Regions from separate parts of the Homo sapiens genome. Here region 1 is linked to region 2. The links are chromatin contacts, found by Hi-C or POLR2A ChIA-PET in ENCODE. All regions are on one chromosome and are shown on one strand. The core of a region is the stretch at or near the end of the contact, and the rest is flanking DNA. Distances in the headings are between cores, read along the strand shown. Region 1 has its middle 29 kb from the start of PRKCB. Region 2 holds the start of PLK1 (polo like kinase 1).

Region 1 (3,993 bases), core at 805-3,304, 130 kb after region 2:
GCTCATGCCTGTAATCCCAGCTACTCAGGAGGCTGAGGCAGGAGAATCACTTGAACCTGGGAGAAAAAAAAGGAAAGGAAATTTTAAAAAAATGTTTTTTAAAAATTCCTTTCTTTTTTTTTTTTTTGAAACAGGGTCTCACTCTGTAACCCAGGCTGGAGTGCAGTGGCACAATCTTGACTTGCTGCATCCTCAACCTCCCGGGCTCAAGCAATTTTCCCACTTCAACCTCCTAAGTAGCTGGGGTGACAGGCTTGCACCACCATGTCTGGCCAATTTTATAATTTTTGGTAGAGATGAGGTCTCACTATATTGCCTAGGCTGGTTTTGAACTCCTGGACTTAAATGATCCTCCCGTCTCTGCCTCCCAAAGTGCTGGAATTACAGGCATGAACCACCACTCCCGGCTCTCCTAATATTTTTTATTTGAATATTTTCTAGAAAAATAACATCGTAAAATTCAGAGTAACAAAATGTATACAATGAACACCTAATTTCTCTCTTACTTTCACCCAAGAAACAATTACAATTAATGTTCTCTTATGTAAATTCCTTGTGATATGATCTTTGTAGTGTCTCTATGTGTGTGTCTCTATCTCAATCTCTAACTCTGGATATCATCCTCCATTCTTTTTACACAAGTGGGTATGTCACCTACAGACTTTTATGTCCCCAGTGCTACAACTTGTAAATTGCTTAATGTCAGAGCCCATAAAAATCTACCTCATTTAAAAAAATGGCTGTGTAGCATTCTTCTGTGGAAGTTCTGTAATATAACAAACACTCTCCCATTGAGTGGGAAACATTGTTTCTCATCTTTTGCTACTATTAATAATGTCAAAAGAAATAACTTTGAGCAAATATCTTTACTCAGATTCCAGCTTATGTCTAGGATAAATTCTCAAAACTAGAGTTCCTGGGTCAAAGGATTTTTTTTTCTTCCTCATTTCTAATTTTTGATAGCTATTTCAGAATCTCCTTCCAAAGAAGTTGTACCAGTTTATGCTCACACCAACAATGTGTGAAGCTGGATTTTTTTTTTTTTTTAAGACAGGGTCTCACTCTGTCACCCAGGCTGGAGTGCAGTGGTTCGATCTCGGCTTCCAGGCTCAAGCTATTCTCCTGCCTCATCCTCCTGAGTAGCTGGGATTACAGGCATGTGTCACCACACCTGGCTAATTTTTGTATTTTTTGTTTTAGTAGAGACAGGGTTTAGTTATGTTGGCCAGGCTGGTCTCAAACTCCTGGCCTCAAGTGATCTGCCTGCTTTGGCCTCCCAAAGTTCTGGGATTACAGACATGAGCCACCACACCTGGCCAGAAGCTGAAGCTGGTTTTTTTTTTTTTTTTTTTTTTGAGATGGAGTTTCACTCTTGTCGCCCAGGCTGTGAACTCAGCTCACCGCAACCTCCGCCTCCCGGGTTCAAGTGATTCTAGTGCCTCAGCCTCCCTAGTAGCTGGGACTACAGATGTGAGCCACCACATCCAACTAATTTTTGTATTTTTAGTAGGGACGGGGTTTTACCATGTTGGCCAGGCTTGTCTCGAACTCCTGACCTCAGGTGATCTGCCCGCCTCAGCCTCCCAAAGTGAAGACATTTATTTATATAAATGAAGAAAGTATACAGATAAATTACACAAACACAAATTAGAGAAACTTTGATCTCTCTCTTCTACTTACTAAATTAGCAACAACAGGTAATACCCCTGCCCAAGTGGTGATGCTATAAAATGTTACAGCTCTTTGGGAATACAATAAGGCAAACATAAGCCATACAATTGTTCATATTATTCTATTTAATAATCCCACTCCCATGAATTTATCCTAATAAAATTAAAAACTACTTAAGTATTCAGTAATACTGATGCCCTCTGTTGATGAATCCATTTTCGCCCCCACTTATTTGAAATACCACTTTTATCTTATTTAGGGGTTCAATGACATGGATACTCACAGAAAGTCTTGGGTAACTGAACTCTGAGATCCTGTTCATTTTTATTGCTGACATTTTTGTCTTTCAGATGGTAAAGGAAGTATCTAGAGGAACTGTTGCCTTGGGCCAAATTCTGGCCAACCAGGTGGAACAAGCTGGTGAGGGGAAGTGACAAGGACCTTAGTAGAAAGTGACTGTGTGGGTCTAGACACCCTGTCTGCCTCCTACCACTTTGGTTAACCCTCCAGCTCTTTCCAGCTTAGCTGGGAACATCCCTTGTGGTCAGTATCCTTGACAGCCTAGCACTGTCTCTAATAACAGAAAGTTTGACCAATGAGTTCCCCAAATGTGCCCTCCTTTCTCTTGTCTCCACGTTTTTGCCTCTGCCCTTCCCTTTGCCTGCAATATTTTCCCTCACTTTTAGCCTAGCTAACTCTTCAGCCTTCACATCTGTTTAAAGGTTACCTGCAATGTGAAGGAGATAACATGCTAAGCTAGACACTCCATAATACCTTCTATTTTCTTCTTCTTCTTTTTTTTTTTTTCTTGAGACAGTCTCACTCTGTCACCCAGGCTGTAGTGCAGTGGTATGATCTTGGCTCACTGCAACTTCTGCCTCCTAGGTTCAAGTGATTCTCCTGCCTCAGCCTCCCAAGTAGCTGAGACTATAGGCACCCACCACCACGCCTGGCTAATTTTTGTATTTTTAGTAGAGACAAAATCTCCTGTTGCCCAGGCTGGTCTCGAACTCCTGACCTCAGGTGATCCACTTGCCTCAGCCTCCCAAAGTGCTGAGATTACAGGTGTGAGCCACAGCGCCTGGCCTGCTTCTATTTTCTTAATGGTCTCTATCCAAGATGGATGGGGTGCAGGCAAGAAAGCCACTCAAATTCCAGGGGCCTGATGATCTGGAAAGTGGGCTGAGGTAAATCCCAAGTAAATACTTTCCATTTCCTGTTTGCCTCAGGACTAGAACCAGCTACATAAAAGCCCAATACAAAATGAAACCGTGCTGGGCACAGTGGCTCATGCTTGTAATCCCAGCATTTTGGGAGGCCCAGGCGGGAAGATCACCTGAGGCAAGGAGTTCGAGACCAGCCTGGGTAGCACAGTGAAACCTCCATCTGTACAAAAAATTAAAAAAATCAGCTGGACATTGTGGCATGCACCTGTAGTTCCAGCTACTCATGGGGCTGAGGTGGGAGGATTGCTTAAGCTTGTGAGGTTGAGGCTGCTGTGAGCCAAGATTGCACCACTGCACTCCATCCTGGGCAACAGAGCGAGACCCTTTAAAAAAAAAAGAAAGAAAATGAAAAGAAAGAAAGAAAAAGCCACGCTTCTTTGAGGTGTCATGGAAGTCTAGCTGAAGATTTGTGGAAGTAGGAAATATTTAGTGAACAAAGTCTCCAATGAGATAAGCATGAGTTCCAGAGCCAGAGGCAAGGATAGCACGGAACAGGATTTGGAGTTGGAGGGATACTTCTTTAGACCCTTCTGTGTGACTATCAGGACTGGATGAAGATATTTAGAATCACAAAGAGCTATCTTCATATATGATAAAAACGCCAACAGTGGGGAGAGCATTAGGGAAAAGAGCTAATGCATGCTGGGCTTAATACCTAGGTGATGAGTTGACAGGTGCAGCAAACCACCATGACACACCTTTACCTATGTAACAAAACTGCATGTCCTGCACCTGCACCGTGGAACTTAAAAAGAAAAAAAAACCAGCCAGGTGCGGTGGCTCACACCTGTAATCCCAGCACTTTGGGGGGCCGAGGCCGGTGGATCACCTGAGGTCAGGAGTTCAAGACCAGCCTGACCAACATTGCGAAACTTCGTCTCTACTAAAAATACAAAAATTTGCCGGGCATGGTGGTGGGCACCTGTAATCCCAGCTACTCGGGAGGCTGAGGCAGGAGAATCGCTTGAACCTGGGAGGCGGAGGTTGCAGTGAGCTGAGATCGCGCCATCGTACTCCAGCCTGGGTGACAGAGTGACCCTGTCTCAAAAAAAAGAAAAGAAAAAAAAAAGAAAAGAAACATCAACCGTAAGTCATA
Region 2 (3,517 bases), core at 547-3,046:
CTGCTGGGAGAGGACTGTGGGAGGCTTACACCTGGTTTCCCTGGACTTTGTCCATGCGCTTTTTTCCTTTGCTGATTTTGCTTCCTAGCCTTTCGCTGTAGTAAAACATAGCCATGAGTATGACTACAGGCTGAGTCTGTGAATCTCCTAGTACATCATCAGACTAGGAGGTGGTGGTGTTGGCACCCCCCAGCACAGGGCACAAGGGAGACTTGCAGGGTGTTTGTCATGTTCCCTTTCTCAATCTGGGTGTGGTTTACAGATTTGTTCAGTTTGTGAAAATTCACTGAGCTCTATGAACAATTATAATATGTACATTTTTTTCTGTAAGTGTATTAAATTTCAATAAAAAGAATTCACACTATAGGGGTACAAAATAACTTAATTTTTCAAAGTCTTCCTTTTATTCAGCCAACATTTTAGTAAGTACCCTTTTTTTTTTACCAAGCACTGCTCTGGGAGCTTGGGACATGGGGTAGAAAGGACGGCATCATTGTCCTCATTGTCCTTCAGCTTAGCTGCAAGGCAGGTGAAGGATGCTTATAGTATGGTTGATTTTTGCTGGGCTCTATGAAGGATCAGAGGGTGCTAAGGAGGCACAGAGAAAGAGCTTTTAACGTGGGTATTTTACTGTTCCAGGGTTGCCACTCAAGTACCTACAGAACAAACGGGTGTAGCTGTAAACTGTGGCAAACTGAAAGCATGTAGGCACAGAGTAAGTAGCTAGAGCTGATTTTTTTCAGGAAAGGCCACAAATCCCAACTTTTATGAGCTCCTCTTTTAAATGCTGTAAATGTTTTACAATGGCGGGGCGCGGTGGCTCACGCCTGTAATCCCAGCATTTGGGAGGCCGAGGGGCAGATCACTTGAGGTCAGGAGTTCAAGACCAGCCTGGCCAACATGGTGAAACCTCTTCTCTACTAAAATTACAAAAATTAGCCGGGCATGGTGGTGCATGCTTGTAATTCCAGCTGCTAGGGAGGCCGAGGCGGGAGGATTGCTTGAACCCGGGAAGCAGAGGTTGCAGTGAGCTGAGATCGTGCCACTGCACTCCAGCCTGGGCGACAGAGCAAGATTCCGTCACACACACAAAAAAAAGGCGTGGGGGGAGGCCAAACAAAACCCCGCAAGACACATTTGGCTATGACCTGCCAGTTTGCTAGGCATTCTTCCAACCTTCCCTCCCTCTGACCAAGAAACTGAGTGTCCACTATTTTAGGCCCTGGGAAATTCAGTAGCGAGGAGGCCAGACAGCTTCGTTGCATCATGGGGGGCTCTGGTACTGTGCTTCTCCAACTTCAGGATGTGTAGGAATCACCTGAGCAGTCTTGTTGAGAGGCGGACACTGACTCGGGAGGTCTGGGGTAGGGCCTGAACGTTTGCCTTTGCGGTTCTAACAAGCTCTCAGGTGATGGCGATGCTACTGTTCCCTGGCCCCGAGGTAGAGGAAGATTTAAGTAAAAGCTTCCTGGAGGAGGCGCAAGTGAACCGCAGGAGCTTTCCCGGACGCCCGAGAAAGGGAGAAACCCCGAAGGAATTCCTCCTCTCTCGGGGCTGGGTCTCCGCATCCACGCCGGGTTTGGTTTCCCAGGCTATCCCACGTGTTCGGGCGTCCGTGTCAATCAGGTTTTCCCCGGCTGGGTCCGGGTTTAAAGGCTGCTGCTGCGCAGGGCGCTCCCATGGTGCCGCGCGGCGGGCGGGTTTGGATTTTAAATCCCCGCGGCCAATCAGTGGCGCGCAGGCTTTTGTAACGTTCCCAGCGCCGCGTTTGAATTCGGGGAGGAGCGGAGCGGTGCGGAGGCTCTGCTCGGATCGAGGTCTGCAGCGCAGCTTCGGGAGCATGAGTGCTGCAGTGACTGCAGGGAAGCTGGCACGGGCACCGGCCGACCCTGGGAAAGCCGGGGTCCCCGGAGTTGCAGCTCCCGGAGCTCCGGCGGCGGCTCCACCGGCGAAAGAGATCCCGGAGGTCCTAGTGGACCCACGCAGCCGGCGGCGCTATGTGCGGGGCCGCTTTTTGGGCAAGGGCGGCTTTGCCAAGTGCTTCGAGATCTCGGACGCGGACACCAAGGAGGTGTTCGCGGGCAAGATTGTGCCTAAGTCTCTGCTGCTCAAGCCGCACCAGAGGGAGAAGATGTCCATGGAAATATCCATTCACCGCAGCCTCGCCCACCAGCACGTCGTAGGATTCCACGGCTTTTTCGAGGACAACGACTTCGTGTTCGTGGTGTTGGAGCTCTGCCGCCGGAGGGTGAGTGTCGCTGCTGGGGAACTGGAACTGCCTGCGGGGCAGTTGGAGCGCCCAGACCTGGAGCTGCTGGAAAGAGTACCCAGCAAGGGAGAGCCTGGGACTTGGAGCTGCTAGAGAAGGGTGCTGGGAGCCTCCCGCTTACGTATGGAAAGTGTCTTTGGTAAGGGCTTCTTGGCTCTGGGAGCTGCTAGAGGAGGGGGTTCCAGTGAAGTGGAGTCTGAGTCATGTTGCTGATAGGGAAGTCAGCTTCTGGACGCGAGGTGCTGGGGGGAGGGGTGCTGGTAATGGACGCTAGGGCCCTGGAGTACCCAGGGAGGAGTCCCAGGTTAGTGATGCCGCGCCCTGGGAGCTTCTGGGGTGGAGCTGGGTCAGTGGGGGGGTAGTTGGAGCCAGACTTCGGGCCTTCCGGGGGAGATACGAGTCAGGAAAGGGATCTGGTGCTGGGGACTCGGAGCTTCCGGAGTGGGGCTGAGAGAGGACCCCCAGGTAAGGGGGGAAGCTAGTAGGAGAAGGGGTGCTGCGAATGGTTGTGGACAGTGTTAAGGCAGGGTCCAGATGCCGCTGTGCTGGAGAAGGAATGGGGTGGGGGCATAGGGAAGGAGAGAAACCCACCAAGACCCCTCTTTCATCCCTTGGGAGTCCAGAGTCCAGTCCTGTGCTTCCTTTGCCTGGTAACCCTCTCCCTTCCCCACCGGCCTCAATCCACCTCCCCATCCCTCCTGCCCTCTCCTTCCCACCCACAGTCTCTCCTGGAGCTGCACAAGAGGAGGAAAGCCCTGACTGAGCCTGAGGCCCGATACTACCTACGGCAAATTGTGCTTGGCTGCCAGTACCTGCACCGAAACCGAGTTATTCATCGAGACCTCAAGCTGGGCAACCTTTTCCTGAATGAAGATCTGGAGGTGAAAATAGGTGAGTTGCTGAGCCTGCAGGGGTGCTTGACATCACTACAAGAGGCTGGAATTTGGAGGAGGCTGGGAGAAAGGAAGGAGACAACCCACAAGTCAGTATCTTGCCTACAGATGCATTATTTTTTTGTGCCCCAATGCAATATTTTTTTTTTACAAAGAATTTGAATTTGTTTTTATTTTTTAAATTGGAAGGTTTGATTGAACAAAAAGTTTGATTCAGAACTCCTTTTAAACAGGTGAAAGCTTCAGTAATACGAGGACAGCATTTTCTTAGGGCAGCCCTTTGCTGGGCTGGAAAACAGCTGTCCCCTTCAGACTTCTTTGCCACAGTCTCTACTCCTCCCTATTCTTCACAGAC

The links. A loop is a pair of places that touch in the nucleus more often than their neighbours do. ChIA-PET counts read pairs that join two places held with the same protein, here RNA polymerase II (POLR2A). Pooled maps may share reads with other maps.
Region 1: a loop to region 2 is called in a map of Calu3, with 3 times the contacts of the local background. The contact joins the enhancer-like site here to the promoter of PLK1 in region 2. A Hi-C loop is called at or near these places in 1 of 168 maps with a recorded cell type or tissue (Calu3) and 5 of 50 pooled maps. POLR2A ChIA-PET finds 5 or more read pairs at or near these places in 1 of 52 experiments (OCI-LY7).

Annotation. Positions count from the first base shown.
Region 1 is chr16:23,805,102-23,809,094 of GRCh38, forward strand. No RefSeq gene overlaps it. Among named protein-coding and RNA genes, the nearest start is that of PRKCB, 29 kb to the right of the region's middle. Within about 2 kb of position 2,055, at least 3 of the 41 ENCODE cell types and tissues checked have a DNase peak (open chromatin) inside an H3K27ac peak, as active enhancers do; they include OCI-LY7, where a contact is called at or near this core.
Region 2 is chr16:23,677,093-23,680,609 of GRCh38, forward strand. PLK1 (polo like kinase 1) reads left to right here and starts at 1,797. Exons shown (of 10, transcript NM_005030.6): 1 at 1,797-2,248; 2 at 2,992-3,160. The coding sequence starts at 1,841. It overlaps DCTN5 (dynactin subunit 5), which reads left to right. Exons shown (of 6, transcript NM_032486.4): 6 at 1-380.